2 separate regions of the Mus musculus genome follow, and region 2 is linked to region 1. A link is a loop called in an ENCODE intact Hi-C map of the cell type or tissue named here. Cell type or tissue: heart. All regions are shown on one strand. Each heading gives the region's core, and the rest is flanking DNA. Links, peaks and the distances in the headings are about the cores only. Region 1 overlaps Tecpr2 (tectonin beta-propeller repeat containing 2). Region 2 holds the start of Rcor1 (REST corepressor 1).

Region 1 (10,212 bases), core at 1,968-6,967:
AATACCAATAAGCATTTGTATCTAACTCTCACAGACTTGCAACAGAAACATGTGACAACGTAGCTGTGCACGGAGACCATGTGACCTAGCGACTCTCTGATGTTCTAGGCCCTTTTTTTTTTAATGGACTTTCTTTCTAAAAAAGATTTGTTAATTAAACGCGCGCGCGCGCACACACACACACACACACACACACACACACACACACACACTGTTTTGCCTGGATGGCCAGAAGAGGGCACCAGATCCCATTACAGATGGTTGTGAGCCACCATGTTGTTGCTGGGAATTGAACTCAGGACCTTTGGAAGAGCAGCTGGTGCTCTTAACCTCTGAGCCATTGCTCTACCCCTACACTTTTTTGGAGACATGTATCCAAGGCTGAGGATGACTCTGAACTGAGGCAATTACGGGTTGCCTCTAGCTCCTAAGTGATGAGACTACAGGCAAGTACAGCTGAGTTTGTGTATGACTGAGGATGGAACTCAGGGCCTTGTGTGTGCTAGGCAAATACTCTACCTGCCCAGCTCTATACCTAAACCCCAACACAAACGGTAATGTGACCAGCAGAGGAGCGCAGAACATTCCCAAGACCAGTCTATTGAGGCCAACTTTGACAAAAGCAAAAACTCTCCCACCGTGAAACCTGTAAGTGTTGGTTTTGCCAGGAGAGGCTCAGGAATAAAGGTCACAGTGCTGGGCCCATACCTGACAATGTCACACTTCCACTGCTCCCCCTCAGGACAGAAGCTGCTCACACCCTCCCGGTACAGGAGGGCCCTCTGCTCTGTCAGTGCCCACACCACACTGTTCCGGGCTGCGATCTGGGACAGTGGGTATGGACAGTCCACCTTCACGGCTCGGGCGCAGGGCCGATCCACACTGAGACCTGTAGTGAGAGAGGAAGAGCCCCGCAGACTCAGTTGAAGCTTGTCACACTCTTTTGATCTGTGGTTTTCTTTTTTTGGTACTTTTGCTATCTGTGGTCTTTCATAATAGATACCTTTTCATGTACAACTGCTCAGGTAAAACCCCAGACTTATCATACTGCAAGGCTTATGCAGAGTCACAGCTCCAGGGAGCTCCCCTCACCTCTTTGTGGCCTGTCAGTAATGTGTGTCATGTTTCTAAATGACATCAAAGGCAACTACTGAGGGAGCAGGCTGGACAGATAATATGTAAATCCATGTTCTATTGCTTTGGCCAGCAAGTACGTCCTAGTAGTATAATCACAGGAGTACCAGCAGAGTTTGCAACTATGAGGACTTGCCCACAGGACTTCTGCAAATCGGTGCCAACCACTGATTCCAATTCAGTAGGACAGGAAGAGTAAGGATGATGTGGACACTGCTCTGACAGCATGGTTGGAGGTCACCTGCTCCTTCCTTACGTGTAGTATCCCCCCTTTCCTACCATGACCAAAGTCAAATGTCCTAGAAGCTAGATATGCATGTGTGTATCAGAGCATCCAACTTCCACTGAAATACACGAGAATTAACTAAGCTGAAGGCTAGAGCCCCACACATGTCCATGAAGTTGGCAGTGCTGATGACCAGGTGATGACCTCCACACTGAGACAGAGCCAGGTGGAGAACCATTCCCGGCTGATAGCTCACTCCAAAGATGAAGCCATGTTCTCAGAATCAGTATTAAATGACTAGATCAATATTCATGTAAATCCATATGGCCCCTTGACAGCACAGACAGAGCCCCCTGCTCCCAAGGCCATTTCCCCCTGACAGCACACAGTTCCCCCTGCTGACAGCACACAGACACTGACTCATTACAGTGTATTTTTAATAAACGAGTCCCACTGTGCCAGGTCTAGCAGCTAAAGGTTTCCCTAAGGGCAGTTTCCTAGGACAAGTCAATTGCTATTTACAGCAAGTTACTTCTTGTTGTTTCCCCCAATCCACATGTAAGTATGTGTCCAGGTGCTGGGCTGTGACCTAGCTGAGAAAAGAGGGAGATGTCTGTCAAGTCATGACTGCTCCTGCTTTCCTCTTCAGCCTGGATACTCCAGGGTATGCACAGGGTATGGGCAGCGGCAGGAACGGCCGGCTCTGCCCCATGAGGCATCCTACCCTGCACTCAGTCACCTATTCATCCCTGCCCAGACCAGTCTGTGTCAGGGGCAACTGCTCTTCCATGGGAAACAGTGCTTCTAGAAATGTTCTCACTTAACTTGGTTTTCGGTCTCTGCATCCTGTGACTGCTCTCAGAATGTGTCTAGCTGCAGATTCAGCAAGTGACAAGGACAATGTACATGGCCTTCGACTACCTGTCTGAAGGTACAGATCTCCGTTGGTCCTGATGATCCAGGCTGTGTCATCACTCAGGGCCACAAACACAGCCTGGGGCAGAGCCTCGTACCAGTGCCGCTTCCCCTTGATGGTGACTTTGCCACAAGCAAAAGCACGGTTAGATTTCTGTTCAATCTTCCAGAGAAGAGCCCCTAGGAGAAAAAAACTCTACTCACTGTTCAACAAACATGAGATTCCCCTACACAAACACTCCATTCTCAGCCCTGAGAGGGGCAGCTTTCTATAATACATCTTGTTGCTTCCACCTCAGGAAGAGCCCACCATGCCAGAGTTTAAACCCACCAGCTCTATGTTGTCAACATATGAATGTATCTAAGTCTCACTTTTCTCAACTGAAAGGTGGGTCATTTCCACCTTTTAGAACTGATCTAAAGGCTAGATGTAAGAGGGGATGCACCACATAGCACAGGGTGGGCACAAGGCAGTCACTCACTCATGTCGGGAGAGAGAGCTGACATTTCATTAGGTACGTGCCTACTGACACATAAGGCACAATTAGTGCCCAAAACTAACTTTGGGGACCTTGGGAAGGGCCTTTTTTGGATCACTTATGTGTATGTGAGTCATGTTTTCATTTAAAATTCTGAGGAATGGATAAAGGAAATGAGGAAGGTGGGCAGCAGGCCAGAGGCACTGTGAGTGGAGGCTAAGGCATTAGGCCAGGAGAGGATACCAAAGAATGAATGCACTGAGCTACCGGAGGCCTCCGAGAAGTCATGTACAAGCTTCTCCCCTAGCCCTGCCCTGCAACACCACAGGGCCCGAGGCATCCAAAGATGTGTGGGTCTCAGCTGAGAAAGATGATCTCACAGAGACAGACAGACAGACAGCTCCAACCACAGCAGCCAAGGAATAGTTGGAAAAATAAAAAGTAATTAATACAATCAGCAGAGAATCAACACTTCTAAATGGCTAGAAGGATGGGCTTAAAAGTATGTGACAGAAACAGGAAAAAAATGAAGATATACAATTATACAACACCAGCTAATGGAGTGGGCTATTATCTCACCCAGTCTCCAGGGGAAAATAAGTGTCAAGCAAACTGAAAGAAAGTGAGCAAACAACTAATAAACTAATACTTTAACAAGAATGCCCTTTCTTTTGTTTCTCCTCCACGATGCCCACTGCTTCAAAAGAGATAAGCACATATCTAGCATTAGGAAAATGCGAATGAAGTATAGTGGGGTTATGCCTATAAGCCCAGCTCTTGGGAGGCTGAGGCAGGAGGACCCAGTCTGAGGCCAGCCAGAACTCCACAGTGAATTCAAGGTCAGCTTGTGCTATACAGCCATGTCTAAAACCAAAACAAACAGAAATAAAGAAAACCACAAGTACACGAGTCTCCATAGATGAGGGAGTTATCTCAGCCTAACAGACTGTATTCAAAATAAGTCTCCTGGGTTCACTAAAATGCGAAACAATGCACAAAAGTGTGAGGCCTTTGCGACTGCAGTCAGGGAACATCCAGCACACACCTACAGGCCTGGCCTGGCCTCACTACTTCAGTTGTTTTAGAGCAACACTGACAAACCGAAATATGTTATTTTTATGAGGATTTAATGTTCCAACATGGGGAGAAAATAAAAAAAAAACCTCAAAACTCAAATTATTTGTATAGCTTACAAAAATATGTTCCTTGTGTTATTTCTGTAATTAATAAAATAAAAAACCAAAAAAATCAAGCAAGTATGCCGAACACCCATCACCCTAACCAGTGTCAAAGGAAGCATTCATGATCTTTAACAGTACCCAGCTAAGCTGGCAGGAAGGTCAATCTGTTGACACTGCTGTTGCCAAAGGAGAGCTGCCCTAGGAGCTGGGAGCTGTGTTGGGGGTTGGGAAGTAGGAGCTGGGAGGCAAACCTGAGGGAGAGACTGCCATCTGCTGGACAGCATCTTCAAACCTCTGCCAGCGCAGCCCTGCACCAGGCAGGGGACTGCAGAACAGGCCACCTTTGTAGTCCAGGCACCAGAGAAACTTTTCCGAGACCGCCAAGCTGAGGATGCCATAGCCAGGAGCCGAGTAGCCCATCCAGCTCTCTGCAAACTAACAAGGACAGAGGCCAGTGAGTTCTGTGCAGGGGACACGGCTGCCTTCATCACACTGTTACCAACAAGGCAAGTAGGCAGGATACTGACGTCAAAGGATCCTTGAGAAGCCTTGCCTAACCCCGCTCTCCTTGGATCCAGTCCCAGAAACATTCTGGAATAGGAGTTCTGGTCCTTGTGGAAGATCCCATAGCATCCTTGGATAACACTTTCACACAGCATAATACCCTTCCTAAGTAATGCTCGAAGGTGTAACCAACCACTCGTCAAAACAAGACATTGTCACCTTGCAAGTCCACACTCAAGAACCATACAACCCCTCCCACAAAAAAGTCTGCAACAGAAAGCATAACATTTAAAGTAAGTTCATGATTTGACAATTGGGCTATGTTTATAGCTATCCTGGTGCACATGCCCTGCACAGAATACAGGCCATGAATGCTTAGGACTACATGACATCACATCAAGAGACCTTACTTTATACAAGGTCATCAACACATGTATGTAAATCATCTTTCTGTACACTTAACTTATGACAGATACCCTATGGGAACAGCATCACAACTATCTACACTACAGTCTTTCAAGCCCTGTGCTAACCTCTGGACTCCTGGCCTGCTGTATGGGAACAGCTGGGGAAGTGTGGATGAGATTCTGTCTCAATTCTGCACACTAAAGCTTTGTTGCTATTCTTTTCATTTGTATTACTTGTCTAATGTAACCATGTGTATGCACACACACACACGAGTGTGCCTTATACATAGCACATGTGTGGCAGGCAGAAGACTTGTGAGAGCTGGTTCTGTCCTTCCACCATATGGATCCTAGAGACGGCACTCAGGTCCTCAAGCTTGGTGTCAGCCCTAACCCACTGACCTGTCATGCTGGTCCCATGGTGCTAGGATTTGTTTAAAAGTCAAAGCTAAAAAAGGTTTACTTTAGACACACTTGTACAAATACCTGATATGGAAGCTAGTGTTATGAAAGAGAATGGTTTCTACCTTTTCTCCACCTGGCTTTGTTCACCATAGCAAACTTTTCACTTAGCCCTTGTCCTATAAAACAAACAAACAACCCAACATTTCTCAGCTTTTCTGCTATTTGGAGCAAGACCAGGTACAGCAAAGCTTGGTAGATAACTTCAGAGCTCCAGGATCCTTTTCCATGGGCGAGGGCTTTCTTAAGCTAAAGTTCTAAGATATACCAACAGATGTGATCTGCCAACTAACACTCTATATCAGGTGACCACACTGCTGTGGTTTCCCATAGCTCTTCCCATAGTGACAGCTAGCTGCCACTTGCAGTGAGCTCCCAGCATGGACACATACACTGTCAGTTAAGAGCACTTAGGAAGCAGTGCACTGAAAAGATGAACACAGGATGCAGAACAAGCCGCCAAGTTCTGTACATTCACTTCTAAGATAGAACACAGAGACGGGGAAGTCCTGGGCTACCCTGACTTCACTTGTAGCGTGATCCGGTGCATGCACTACTTTACCATTCTGAGGCTCAACTTCCTCCTCCATACAACGGGGCAACTAAACCTGGGTCCTATTTTGTTTGTTTTTTTTTTGTTTTTTGGGTTTTTTTTTTTTTACAGATTGATTTACTTATGAGTACACTGCCACTGTCCTCAGACACCCCAGAAGAGGGCATCGGATCCCATCACAGATGGCTGTGAGCACCATGTGGTTGCTGGGAATTGACCTCAGGAAGGACCCCTGGAAGACTAGTCAGTGCTCTGACCTAAGTGCTCTCACCTGCTGAGCCATCTCTCCAGCCCCCCTAGTTTGTTTTTACAGAAGTGATTTAAGTGTGTGAAGTGCTCAGCCCGGAGCTGCACATGGTGCAAGCTGGTAAGCGTCGTGCTCTCAGCTCTGATGATGCAGGAGTGGGCCTCACATCAGCTCCTAGGGAATGTGCTGGTACACGGCTAGCTCTGAAGCCAAACATATTTGCTATGCCAAAGAAAATCAGTACTTAAACATCATTTTTAGGGCTGGGCGTAGTGGCACGAGACTTTGATGCCAGCACTCAGAAGGCAGAGGCAGGTGGAATTCTGAATTCAAGGTCAGTGTGGTGCACAGAATGAGTTAGAAACCCTGTTTTTAAAAGTAATTTTAAATATAAAACTCCCAAGAACAATAAATTGCACTGGTCAAGAGGCCCCACAGCAGACTGGGGCTTCCCTCTGCAGTGTGTCCTGGGCTCTATGAGGACACTGCAGAAGCAGCATTTCTAGAGAGGTCCCCAGTTCACACTGATGTACCTACGAGTGAATGGACTATGGGGAAGGCAGGAACTATACATCACATACGTGCTCAGAGCAAACAGTCCTCTGCACAGTGGTGTTCCAATGACCTCAGGCTACCTTAAGGGCCCATACTGCTGTGGCCTTGAAAGATTACACTTTTGTTGGTAGGAGGTTAACTGAGCCGGATCAGAAGTAATATAGTTCAAATGATTCAGAGTGTCTGAATTGGAAATTCCCCCAAACCCAGACTTCAAAGCTGCGATTGTGCTGTACTACAATTTCCATAAGAAGGAAAATGGTTGAGTCTGCCATGCATGCTCTTTAAAGGAAAAGCAGCAGCTGCCATGGCCACCACACTAGTTATGTTTCCTGCATCAGCACACAGACCTGATCTGCCTTGAGCAGGGTGGTTTCCTCAGCACCTGGTTGGCTCAGGTCCTGCAGAGAGCGACCAGCTCCAAGCTCTGTGACACTTGTCTCTGAGGATGAAGATGGGAGTCCGTGGGCATAAATGTCTTCCTCATCACTGGATGTCACTGCCTGATCCTGGAAAGGTTGGTCCAGCCAATGTGCATGGGTGCTGGCCACTGAGGCAGAGGCAAGAGGAGTCACCTGTCCTTCCACATTTCCCATGTCACATTGAAAAGTGGGTGTTTCCTTCTGACCTGTGTTACTGTCAGTTAGTAAATGCCAAGGATTTGAGCTCAGGTGGCTAGGGACCGCCACATGGGTCAGGATGTCTGCTTCTGGGCTGGCCGTCTCGGTGGTGATGTCATACACTCCAATCCCAGGCAGCCACTGCTCAGCACCTGGGGGCCAGCTGAGGCTGGAAGGCAGCATACTTGAGTCCAGAAGAGGAGCTTCAGAAAACGTGCTCTGGGGGTCACTGAACTCCATGGTGTCTGCCTCCTGCTCCTCAGCAGAGCTGTTCTGTCCCCGCAGGCAGAACTCTGTATGTACTGCTGCATCAGCAGCAGGACCAGGCTGCTCATCAAGGCCTGAGATGATGTCAGCACCTCCCACATCCTCCTCTGGCTGCAAGGGTAAAGTCAGCACTCCACTGAGCAGGTCTGTGTCCTGTGTGTGGCTACACTGGGACGCTTCCTTCCCAGTGCAGTTTTCTTCATCCGTGGGGGTAGAGGCAGGGCCAGGGGCAGGGCCAGGCAGCTCTAGGACATGGAACGCTTCAGGACCACTGTTTTCCTGTGAGATTCCATTCACCTCACCCCCGAGGTTGCTCTCCTGCTCTGGAGATTCTGTGCTTAGCTGATCCATACTACTGCCCAGAGCACTTGAGGTCATGGACAAGAGGTCTGTGTTCAGGGACTGGGGGCTGTCGGCAGGGAGCTCGGAGCAGGGGGTTGACTCGAGGGAACTGGGGCAGGTGCTCTTGCTTCCACCTTCTGATTTAAAATGAGAACATTCACAGTAAGGCATGACTCTACACACACAACGAGAGTACTGAAAAAGCATTTGGCTCAAGAAAAAATTAATCTTTCTAGCTCCAGAATTTGGGAAGTAGAAACAGGAAGCTCATGAGTTTAGAGCCGGTCTGAGCTACACAGTAAGTTCCAGACTAGCCTCAGCCATTTGGTGAGACTCTGCTCTCACACCCCCATAAAAAGAAGAAGAAGAAAAAGAAAAAACCTGTTAAGTAAAAATGATCTTAGTACAACAATGTCCAGTGAAATGGACATTTCACTAGACACCGAATTTCATTAGTGCAATGCTCAGAAGTTGGAATAGGAATGACGCGTATGGATTAGAGGCCAACCTTTAAACTTGTCAAACGCACAAGGGCTCACTAATGCTCCTTTCAACACCGCAGCAGCCTTTAGCTGCAAAGCCTCAATAAGCCCCTAGGAGCGAAGTGCTTAAAACGTTCTGTGTCTGGGTAGTGGCACAGGGCTTCCATCCCAGCACTTTCGGGCCAGAGGTAGGAAGATCTCTGTGACTTCTGGGGCAGCCAGGGTTACACAGATATCTACCTCAAAAAAAGAAAAAAAAAATAGTTCTATGTTAAACCCCGTATCTGGTAACATGCCAACACAGAATGTAAGATGTCCAACAAATACAGCAGCAGGAACCCCTGCTTCAATGACTGTCCCACATGTCTGTAATGTCTCTGGTCTGATGAATGAAATACACAGTAAGCCAACATCTTATATTAAGTGCCCTTCAGTGACAAGCATCATCCCTTCCCAGCTGACGTGTACATCCCCAAAGGTTCTGGCCAGGCTACCCTAGGTGCCACACGAGTAAGTGTGCACTTGCCCGAGGACAGTACCTGTCTTTCTCTTCCTCCTCCTCTTCTTCACTTTGATAGGTTTCACAATAAGCTCCTGGTCAAAGTCTTCAGAGCTGATGACACTGAATCTCTGGGAGGATGGCTGACCACTCTGGCCCAGCTCAGAAGCAGCCTGAAGTCCAGGCAACAGTAGTCCAGAGCCACTGTCCGTGGAGTTGAGTGAACTGCTCCTGCTCCGTTGCTCACTGGCCACGGAACTTGCCACAGAAGAGCCTCGAAGCCTTGTCTCACAAACAGTGGCCCCCAGTGACTTCTCCAGATGCTGGCCATGGACCTGCTCAGAGCATCTTGTCATCTCCAGACCGTCTCTCACTGAGAAAGAAGAGATTGATTTACAGCTGGCTCTTTGGGAGATGGCAGGGTGCAGCACTCAGCCTGCCAGCCTGGGCACCAGAAGCCACGAAACACCCAACTTCATCCTGCTAAAGAAATCAAGCAGTTCCAAATTCTCCAAACCCAGAGAAACTCAAAGGATCCCACAGGAGACTCCAGGGGACTTTGTGTTCAGGGAAGCCCATGTAGTTAAGATCAGTAAGATAATTACTGTAGTTGTCTTTTGCAAACACCACCAGTGACAGAATACCACTAAATATAAAGCACTTCTCATTTCAATTTTAGAAACTTTTATAAATGTTTCTATATCAAGAAGGGTATAGTTAGGGCTGGTGAGATGGCTCAGTGGGTAAGAGCACCCGACTGCTCTTCCGAAGGTCTGGAGTTCAAATCCCAGCAACCACATGGTGGCTCACAACCATCTGTAACAAGATCTGATGCCCTCTTCTGGAGTGTCTGAAGACAGCTACAGTGTACTTACATATAATAAATAAATAAATCTTTAAAAAAAAAAAAGAAGGGTATAGTTAAATTCCCTACTTATACTATGCTTTCATTATACCTTGATATTATCTAAGAAGCATTCTAATTAAGTTCCTTGAAATTCAAGGAAGAGAAGCAGTTTCCCAGTAGAGTAGGTTCCCAACAGAGAACACATGGAGGTCAGTGTCAATGCATGGAGTAGGGTGACGGCCCAGCGTGGGACATGAGTCCTGGGTTAAAGAGCCAGTAAACACCCCACTGCAGTGGACCTCCCTCCATTCAAAAAAGCTCTGAGCTCTCCAGGGATTGAGCTTTCCATTTCAACACTACAACACAAAAGTGCTGTGCACTTTGACCAAGCATCTACAGGGTGCTGTGCACCATACAAGGTGCCAGGCAACAGCCATCAAGAAAACTCATGGACTCTTATCCTTGAGGCACAACCATTGTCCTGAGGGATGC
Region 2 (10,212 bases), core at 1-5,000, 110 kb before region 1:
TTGTTGGTTCAGTTGGTTTTTTAAGCTTTCTACACCAAGTGTGGTGGCTCCTGCATGTAAGCCAGCACTCAGGAAGTTGGGACAGGAAGATCACCCCAAATCCCAGGCCAGCCAAACCCAAGCTACACAAGGAAGACAATGTCTAAAAAAAAAAAAAAAAACAAGAGAAAGGAAAGCTGTCTGCCCGTCCGTAAGGGGGGAAATGCTTTCAAAATTTAGGCAGGCCAGGCAGTAGTGGCACATGCCTTTAATCCCAGGACTTGGGAGGCAAAGGCAGGTGGATTTCTGAGTTTGAGGCCAGCCTGGTCTACAAAGTGAGTTCCAGGACAGCCAGGGCTACACAGAGAAACCCTGTCTCAAACCGTACCCCCAAAAAAATTAAAAAGTAAAAACTTAGGCAGAAGCATTTGAGGATGCCTCTGAACTGGGCATGGCGAAGAACACCTTTAATCTTGGCACTGGCAGACAGATCTCTATGAATCTGAGGCTAGCTCAATCTACATAGCTAGCCAAGGATATAAAGTGAAACCATGACTCAAAACAATCAGTCATGTAGCCGGGCACCAGCATGTAATTAGCATGCCAGGACTCTGGGAGCAGTCCCCAGCACCAGAGGGAAAGGAAGCACTCGGAGGAAAAGAGCAGGAACACTACTTCTGGTTTCACGTTTTCGTACTTGTGCTTTCTTCTGTGTGCTTACACATAGCAGAGTCCAGAGCAATCTGACATCAGGATCTTTCTCCAGCAATCTCCACATGTATGCATGTATTTAGACAGGGTCCTCTCACTGAACATGGAAGCTTAGAGTCAGGCATGTGTGGCCACTCCCACCTTTTTCACGCAGGTGACAGGGCTCTGAACTCATGCCCAGAGCATCTCCCCAGCCCTTGTTTTTGGCTCTAAGGCAGGGCCTTGAACTCCTCTGCCTGCCTCAGCCTCCCAGGTGCTGGGATTATAGGTGTACACTGCCATGTCTGGCATTCCTAGTTTCTTTTTCTTATAATTTGTTTTTATTTTATGTGCATTTGTGTTTTGTCTGCATGCACGAGTGTGAGGGTATTAGATCTATGGAGTTAGACAGTTCTGGCCTGCCATGCATGTGGGTACTGGGAACTGAACCTGGGGCCTTTGGAAGAGTAGCCACTGAGCCATTTCTCCAACCCCTAACTTTTTTTTTTTTTTTTGGTTTTTCAAGACAGGGTTTCTCTGTATAGCCCTGGCTGTCCTGAACTCACTTTGTAGACCAGGCTGGTCTCGAACCTAGAAATCTGCCTGCCTCTGCCTCCCAGGTGCTGGGATTAAAGGCGTGCGCCACCACTGCCCAGCAATCCCTAACTTTTTATAAGCACATAAAGACCCTGTCTTGCAGTGCTGGAGAGATGGCTCAGAAATTAAAGCACTGGTTACTCGGAAAACCTGGATATGATTCTTACCACCTATATGGTACTAACAACCATCTATGTAACTCCGGTTCCAGGGACTCTGGTACCCTCTTCTGACCTCAGAAGGCACTACACACATGTGGTGCACAGACATGAGCAAGCAAAACACCCATTTAAAAGGGCAGGGTATGTTGGGGAGACAGAGGAAGGCAAGGAGGTTACTGAATTTGAGGCTAGCCTGGTCTACAGAGAGTCCAGAGCAGCCACACAGAGAAATCCTGTCTTGGGACATGGGGGCACTGTCTTGTGTCTAAAAGCAAACTGCTGTGAAACAAAGATGCTGCACAATTTCTGTTATGTTTCTTCAGCCAGGGTGGTGGCTCAGGCCTTTAATATCAGCACTCTGAAGTCAGAGGAAGGTAGAGCTCTGTGAGTTCAAGGCCAGCATGGCCTGTTTAAAAGTTCAAGGACTTTTGAACAGCTAGGGCTACACAGTAAAACCCTGCCTCAAAAAAACACAAGAGGCCGGGCAGTGGTGGCACACACCTTTAATTCCAGCACTTGGCAAGCAGAGGCAGGTGGATTTCTGAGTTGGAGGCCAGCCTGGTCTATAGTACAGTCAGAGCTACACAGAGAAACTGTCTCGGAAAAAAAAAAACAAAAAACAAAAAAACCACAAGACAAAAACCAGAAGACTTTCCTTGGAATTTACATTCAATGATAGCAAAAAAAAAAAAAAAAAATCACCCAGAAACAGTAAACAAATGTGTCCCAGTGCTCAGACTGACAAAGCAGGGTTTTAAAGAATGTCATAGCAGTTAAATTACTCTCCAGACTAAAACAAACACAAAATAGGAAGTTTTGAAATATTAACATGAACAATCAATTGACAATAAAGCTATGCATGAGAACATTTACAGTGTTTTACTTTCTAGAACTCTAACAAATATATATCCCTAGAATGTGTAAGGACCTGGGTTCAATCCCACCATGACAAAAAATAAATAAATAAAGTTAACTATCACATCTTGAGATATAAATATGTACAAGACCTAAAAAATATTAATAACCAAACTAAGTCTAAAGACACTGAAGCAGGATGATACCAAATTTAAGTCCAATTTGGGCCACATAGCAAATTTTTAAGACAGCCTACATTACGGAGAGACCCTATGTCACAAAAGCAAAAATGTCCCAAGAGTCCAAAACTTATCCCATGACAACTGATGTTTCAAAGAAGAGTCTAACTCTAAAGGCACCAGGCACCTCAATGACAATGCAGAGACTAAGAGATCTAAATCCTGTGACCATTAAATATGTCCTTTTCCTAGGTCCCATCAAACATTTACATAACCTTTGAAAATATGTAACAAAAATGACTCAAGTTTCTGGAAGGTCTGACTGCTCCACTCAGTTTTTAAGAGTAACTTGTGAGAGAAACTTTGTGGCAAGCTTCATGTTCACTATGTATCACTGCAGTCGGACTTGACCTACAAAATGAGGATAGGGTCAACTGTAAGTGAAAAGCAGTATGCTTCCCCTGGTGGCCAAGCTAGGGATGAAGCCCTGCTCAGAAAAATGAAAAAAATGAAAAGTGACTCCCAGAAAAAGATGTGAGGAAAGGGGAAACTATCTAAAACGCTAACAGGAGTTTACGAAGCGGGGAGTTATACTACAGAACTGTGAGGGACTGGAGTCATGCATTTGCAAATCATTTATTCTTGGGGTGACCAAACACTCACCCTGAATCCCTCTCTTCTGTGCTTTCACTTTTACCTAAACACAGAGTTCAGCACCTTAATAACAACTTAAAAGCAATCTCCTTTTTCAAGGACCAGATCCTTGCAATTTTCTGCAGTCTTGTTTCCAAGGAAAAGCATTTATCTTTTCAAACTAGTGGTATAACCTACTTAGAAAAACCTCCTGTTCTAAAGCCCTCCAACCAGGACGGTTCACTCTAGCTGTACAAGATTGTCTTTTGAATTTTATTTCTGAAACAAAACCCACGGCCTTTCAAACATTTCCTGTAACCACCACCTTGAAAGACAGTCTCATACAGAGATGGGACAGAATCATAGGCATTAAAATCTGGCGAATTCCTTTGTCTGATAGGATTCCCCCCCCCCCACCCCCGTACCTCTTTAAATTTGCTTCCACACAGATCACCAGGAAGGCAAGTAAGAATGCCCCTTCTTAGGGGACAAGGATTTCTAGTAGATGGAAATGGCCGGTTAGCTAAACCTTTTGATGGTTCTATTCTTTCACAACCTCTTCCTCCCCACCCCATCCCCCCCAAAAGAAAAAAGAAATAAAGGAAACACACATTTACAAACAGATCTTAAAATAACAGCCACAAGTCGGGCTCTCTTATCTAGACAGATGCTCTCTGGAAAGCACACTTCTTTTATTACCTGATTGGGGTGGAGGGACAGGAAGATCTTTACTCCACCAGCCCTCGGGATGGGATGGGATGGGATGGGATGGGATGGGATGGGATGGGACAGGATGGGACCGGACGGGACAAGACGGGATGAGAGTCAAGAGGCAATAAGAGCGTAGGGTTGGCAGGGTAACGCTAGGAGCCAGTTTGAAGTAAGAAGTCTCTGCGGAGCCCTGGGTCCGAGCGCCCCAGGACGCCAACTCTCCAGCACTGCCACCCGGGATCCCGTCCTAGCTCCGGTACACCACACCTGGAGGCAGAGACATCCCACTCCACCCCGGCCAGGTGTGGCTTTCTCAGAGCCGGGGGACACTGCGGGCCCAGTGCTGTCCCCACCGGAGCCCATGGCCTCCCCGCACCCGAATCTGCAGCACACTCGTGTGCGAGCGTGCCGCGCCGCCTGCCCTCGCGCCCCGTGTGCCCCCGCGGACCGAAGGCCAACACGCACAAAAAACAAAGTTGTCTCCCGAGCTCCCGTCACTCGCTACTCACCAGGATCGAAGTCGGGCACCGCCGCTTGGTACTGGGGTCCCACCCGCATGCCACCGCCACCTGCGGGGAAGCAGAGCACGGCGGTCAGCGCGGGCGCGGACACGGGCCGGGCGCGGGGGCGGCTGCCACCTACCGTGCTCCTCGTCGCTGGACGAGCCCGAGCTGCCTTCCTCCCAGGAGTTGCTGCCGCTGTTCCCGTTGGGAGCCGCCGCCGCCAAACTTTTATTCTGGCCATTATTGGGGGCGGCGGCGGCCGAGGCGGCGGCGGCGGCCGAGGCGGAGGCGGTGCCGGCCGAGGCGGCGGCTGAGGCGGCGGCCGAGGCGGCCGAGGCGGCGGCCGAGGCTGCGGAGGCCGCCGTGTTCCTCCCTCGCCGCTTCCCTGAGACCTCGGGGCCCTTCTCCACCATGGCCGGCATCGGCGGGGCCCGGGGCCGGGCCAAAGTGACGGGGACCCCGGCTCGCGAGGCGCGGGCGGCGGGCCGCGGGCAGGGGGCGCAGGTGGGCGCCGGGCCGGGCGGGCGAGCGCGCGGGATCCGCTGGCGGGAGTTGGGGCTAGAGGAGGCCCAGACGGGCGGAGCAACGAGCCGCCTCAAGCCCCCGATGCCGAACGGAGCGCAACTTTGGCTCTCATCGCCGCCCGCACTTCGCTGGCTCTAACTACTCCGGGAGCCGCGGGCGGGGGGGAGGGGCGGAGCCTGGGGGGGAGGAGGGCCGCGCACAGCCTAACCCGTCGCTCGCAAGCTCCGCCCCTGCGAGCTTCCATTGGCTCTCACGGGATCCGGGCGGCAAGCAGGGGCATGGTAGGTCTCTGTGCGCGTCCGTCAGGCCACGGGGGCGGGATCACGGGAAGGAGGGGGAAGGTTCTGTGCTTCCGTTGGCCAGGTTGGGTTGACGCGTATCGCCCACTGTACGTGGTTTGAGGTTTGCGATCGCTTTACGCCCCATGATCCATCTCTCGAGGCAACAGCGAGGAGTTAGCCCCCTCCCCCTCCCCAGCGCCCCGCTCCCTCCGCTCGCACCCTGTGGGCCCCGCGCCACCTCCCCCGGGGATCCCGCCGAGCGTCCCATCGGCTTCCCAAAGTGAATGTGCCCGACGCGAGAACAGAAATCGCGGGCAAGGTCGGGACTACTTTCCCCCTCGCGCGGAGGAGTACGCGCACAGTTTGAATGGGTTCTATACAAAGAGGGGAAACTAATTGGAAGAAACTAATTGCGCCCCCGCGTCGCCCAGGGGCGATCGAGATGTACTAGAGCAAGGGAACCTGGGGACGAGGCTCTCAGGTGGCAGTGTCCCCCGAGGGAAGGAAAGCGGTTGTGCCTGGAGACGATGGAGCTCCCCGCTAATTGGGTTGGGGGCCACCGGCTCCCCACGTTGCCTGAGGGGCCGAGGGAGGAGTCGGGATGTTCGGCCGGGGAGGGCCTCGAAGCCGTCGGGGTGAGGGGAGGTGCCGAGTGGCCCCGGGACAGCAGGAGGGACATAGATCGACTAGGGGCCCCACCGCGAGGGGGAAAAAGAAGGAGCTTGAGTCCCCAGCTCGGTAGAAGAGGAGGGTCACTTCCCGAGACCCGGGCCCTTCCCCCAGCCCGCAGGGCTAAGAGCCTGAACGCGGAGGAGTCGGTGACACCCAGCCCTGGGCGTCCTTGTCCCTGGAGTGATCAAGCGAGGGGCCCCGTCACTGCCTGACAGCTGCCTGTGGGGCTGGGTGGGCTGCCCCACCCCCCGCGCCAGCGACCAAACCTGGGGACTATAGGTGAAACCGTTTGCTTTAAATTAAAAATAAATAAATAAAACAGGAGATGGCTATTTTTCGTTTATATTACTTCAGACCTGGGCTTCATATGGGGACAGTTTTTACACCCGCTCAGGATATAAATAGCTACAGAGAGAAAACGAGAGTTTTATGGTTTGAAAGCCCGCATAAATAAGCAGGGGTTTCTCTTCCACGTTTTCTGCCCCGCGAATCATTTTAAACTTCACTGAAGTGACCATGGTCACTTCTAACTGGCCTTCAAGAACAGGGCCCAGAGCCTCCCGGTAGCAGATCCCTGCCCCCACCAAGTTCCTGTTCTTGCTCTTGGACTCCTCTCTGAAGGACACCCCTCTGCTTAGAAAGTCCTGGGCACTGCAGGCATGAGCTCTGGAATAACCGGGTCCAGCTGGCCTGGTCAGCAAATAGACTGCTAAATCAGAGGTGGGATCCAGGGGTGACCTGGGATAGGTACCTGGATGAAGCCGTGACTTCATGACAGATGAACCTGAGCGGCTAGGGGCACTCTGTCCTCTTTCTTCCCTATCTTCCAAGATGTACCACAGACAGATTAACCTACATACAGGAACAAACATGATTTGAGTTCCTTAGTAGGGCAGTTGGGATTGACACAACACAAGGGTCCTTGTCCCTGCCCACTGGACTCCCAAGCTGGAGGCCATTTCCTAGAAAGTACCGCCTCTTTCTAGGGTCATGACCTAAAGAAAGGGAGACCACAGCTTCTAGGGCGGGACTGGCTGGGTAGGGCAAGCCAAGATGCCAGGACTCACAGCTACTATGGTGCACCCAGGGCACCCTGCGTGCCTCACCCTAATCTAGGCCCTGATCCAGGGAGTCCTCCCCACCCCGTGCCCATTGAAATGGAAGGTAGGCTTGGGAAGAAGGAAGCCGAAATCTCTCCTACTGCCAGCGGTACGCTATCAGTCTGACATCTTGCTACATTGTAACTTTGGATGCTTCAGTGACCCTTCCAATTGATTTTTTTTGGGGGGGCGGGTATTATTTGAGACAGATCCTCCCTTTAACTGGGACAGGTCTTAAACTCCTGCCTAGCTGAGGCTGACCTTCAACCCCTGGCCCCTTTGCCACATTACTTGTATGTGCTGCCAGGCCTAGCTTAATCTGTAGTGTTGCTGTTTGTGGGCTTTTTCTTTTCTTTGTTGTTGTTGTTTTGTTGGTTGGTGGGTTGGTTGGGGTTTTTTGTTTTTTTGTTTTTTTTTTTTTTGGTTTGGTTTAGATTGGTTTGGTTTTGGGTGGGTTTTTTGTTGTTTTTTTGGGGGGTTGTTTTGTTTTGTTTTGTTTTGTGGTGTTTTGTTTTGTTTTTCAAGACAGGGTTTCTCTGTATAGCCCTGGCTATCCTGGAATGCACTCTGTAGACCAGGCTGCCCTTGAACTCAGAAATCTGCCTGCCTCTGCCTACCAAGTGCTGGGATTAAAGACACGTGCCACCACACCCAGCTACAGTGTTTTTTTTTTTTTTTTTTTGGAAGATGTTATTATTTATAGTTTTGTGAGGGTGTGTGTCTGTGTGTGTGTGAGGGGGGGGTGGGGGATAATGCCATGCATGGGCAGGTACTTACAGAGCTCAGAAGCAGGTGTCACATCTCCTGGAGTTAAAAACTGTCCCAGCTAGGCTCTAACAACCAAACTCAGTTCATCTGCAAGAGCAATACACAATCTTAACCACTAGGCTAACTCTCCAGTCCCATGGTTGTTTTTTGAGACAAGGTCTCATAACTTACCTAAGGCTAGCCTCAAACTTACTGCAAGCCTTTGGCTTCAGCCACCACCAAGGGAGTGCTGTAACAAAAGCCACTGGCTTTGGGTTTTTTGGTTTTTTTTTTTTTTTTTTCAACAAATAAGCCTCACACACACATACATACAAGTGTCAGACACTGCTTTAGTTTGACCACAAAGTCACATGGATATCAATTGGCCTGCAACCTGTCAGCTTCCTCATTCATAAAAAACAACACTGGTGGGGGTTTTGTGTTTTTTTGTTTGTTTGTTTGTTTGTTTTTCTTTGACAGGGTCTCAGTATTAGCCCTGGCTGACCTGGAGCTCACTATGCAAGCCAAACTGAGTGCTGGCAGTAAAGGCCTGAATCTCCCTGACTGGCTTCCTGGTGGATAGTTTTCCACCTCTCACCTCCTCCAGCCTTGTGTCCCTCCCTCTGCCATAAGGAGGCCCCGACCTGAATGAAAGGAACCCTCTTTTTCATTGCTGTCAGGATGGGGTCCACAAATAACTCTTTGATAGGGAATGTGTAAGCACGCATTGAAATGACACTCCCTACACCAGCATCCCTACCGAGTCAGTGTCTAAGCCATCCTCAGCCCGGACGGACTCCTTTCCTTACACACCTCCACAGCCACTGTGTAAGCGTCTAGGCAAAGATCCACCAAGATCTCAAGATCTGCCTTGAGGAAAGCTGAAGCCCTCAGGCAGGAGTGCTCCTTGAGTCCCCGTCTTACACACCCTCTTCAGACTCTCCCACCCCGCTGCCTCCCTGCACTGCCTCCATGCCTTGAGCCCCACTCCAGGCTGATGTTGGACCAGTGTTTTCAAAACAGACAGTGACTTCCGTGGCCCCTCAGGCTCGGCTCCATTTCTCCACTCTCCTGGCCCACACACTCCTCAGAGGCTAGTCTATACTTGCTTTCTTGATCCCCTCCCATCAGTCTCTCCTCACCCCACCCGTGGATCCTGTCTCCGCCCCTTCTTTCCTGCTGTCCTGTCCAATGACCAATTATTGGTAGCAATGAGCGTTCCAGAAGCAGCTGAACAGACCCAGAAACTCCATTGTCTTTCTGGATGTCCCCACTCTCCCTTGCTCAGCTTCACAGGCCACGCCCCTCAGGCCTCTATGCAGCTCCGCCCCTTCCTTCTAACCTATAATCTGCAGTTCCTTATCTGCACTTTCCTCTTTTGTGGGTCTACAGTCCAGTGGGTGCTCATTAGATGCGATGGGAAAGAGGCTGCGGAGTATAAGCCATTCTGCACACATTGCTGGAGCAAATGCCACTGGGAAAAGGGGATCCCCTGAACAAGTGAATTCCAACTGAGTCGTTGGTTACACGGGGGAAGATCTTGGTCCCTGGCTAACATTCTTCAAGTGACAACTCCTCTCCATCCCCAACATCCTCTTCCAGTTGCTTGGCTCCTGACCTGCGTGTGACTCCGAATTAGTTGACAATAAAATGTCCCTGTCCATAAGTGAATGGCTCAGGCGCAAGCATATGCCACAGCTAGAACTTTTCTTAGACGGCATCTTCTTTTCACATCTTCATCTCCGATATCAGGACCTAAGAGGGGAAGCCTAAAGCCTCTACAGCTGGCCTAGCTGAATAAGGCAAGCCAACGTCCCAGCTGCTCAGCTACTATGATACACCTAGGGCATTTTGCCTCTCTCAGCCTAGTTTGGTCCCTTCTCTCCATTACTCAAAATGGAGGGTGAGCTTAGACAGAAGGGATCTGAGACCCATCTGAACTCGCCGTACTTCCTATTCCGTCCTATATTGCAGGCCTGAAATCCTAAATCGAATGATTTAGATTTCTGTTACAACTCAGAATCCAGAATGATACAAATGATGGAAGCATGCAAGCAAGGAGCTAGCCTCCCTTATGCATAGATTCATAATAAGTATTTCTGTGTCTAGAGTTCTGATTTTAGCATTGAAATCAAGAGTCCTGTTTGTTTGTTTGTTTGTTTGAAGATAGGCTCTCACTATATACGTCTGGCTGTCCTGGAACTTACTCTGTAGTCCAAGCTGGCCTCCAATTCACAGAGATCAACCTACATCTGCCTCCTGAGTGCTTGGATTAAAGAGCCCTTTTAATAACCCCCTCTGTAAACACAGTTCTGTCATCATCCCAGCACAGTGGATAAGGACACTGAAGCACTGAGAGAGAAGCGAACTGGCTTGCCTGGAGTCATTGATTTAATGAGCAGAGGAAAAAGGTTTAGACCACAGAGTTGTTTGTTTTTTGGTTTTCGAGACAGGGTTTCTCTGTATAGCTCTGGCTGTCCTGAAACTCACTCTGTAGACCAGGCCGGCCTCGAACTCAGAAATCTGCCTGCCTCTGCCTCCCGAGTGCCACCACGCCCGGCTTTAAACCACAGAGTTGT

Evidence for each region. A loop is a pair of places that touch in the nucleus more often than their neighbours do. Peaks named below come from ENCODE experiments on the same cell type or tissue, not always from the same donor. Only the 100,000 strongest peaks of a DNase experiment are listed, where the experiment ranks them.
Region 2: a loop joins it to region 1, with 2.3 times the contacts of the local background. A loop is called at or near these places in 1 of 42 quality-filtered maps.

What each region holds. Positions count from the first base shown.
Region 1 is chr12:110,930,434-110,940,645 of GRCm38, reverse strand. It overlaps Tecpr2 (tectonin beta-propeller repeat containing 2), which reads right to left. Exons shown (of 20, transcript NM_001289510.1): 8 at 8,914-9,246; 9 at 7,014-8,029; 10 at 4,187-4,370; 11 at 2,282-2,455; 12 at 709-889. Among named protein-coding and RNA genes, the nearest start is that of Ankrd9, 44 kb to the left of the region's middle. In heart, for the core only: a CTCF peak has its summit at 4,212 (motif pointing left); a DNase peak (open chromatin) is centred at 4,195.
Region 2 is chr12:111,034,124-111,044,335 of GRCm38, reverse strand. Rcor1 (REST corepressor 1) reads right to left here and starts at 4,969. Exons shown (of 12, transcript NM_198023.3): 1 at 4,448-4,969; 2 at 4,315-4,374. The coding sequence starts at 4,730. Gm35846 (a long non-coding RNA gene) reads right to left here. Exons shown (of 5, transcript XR_003950148.1): 5 at 7,591-7,741. In heart, for the core only: CTCF peaks have their summits at 2,928 and 4,396 (motif pointing left); DNase peaks (open chromatin) are centred at 4,115 and 4,385; H3K4me3 peaks cover 2,339 bases; H3K27ac peaks cover 2,067 bases.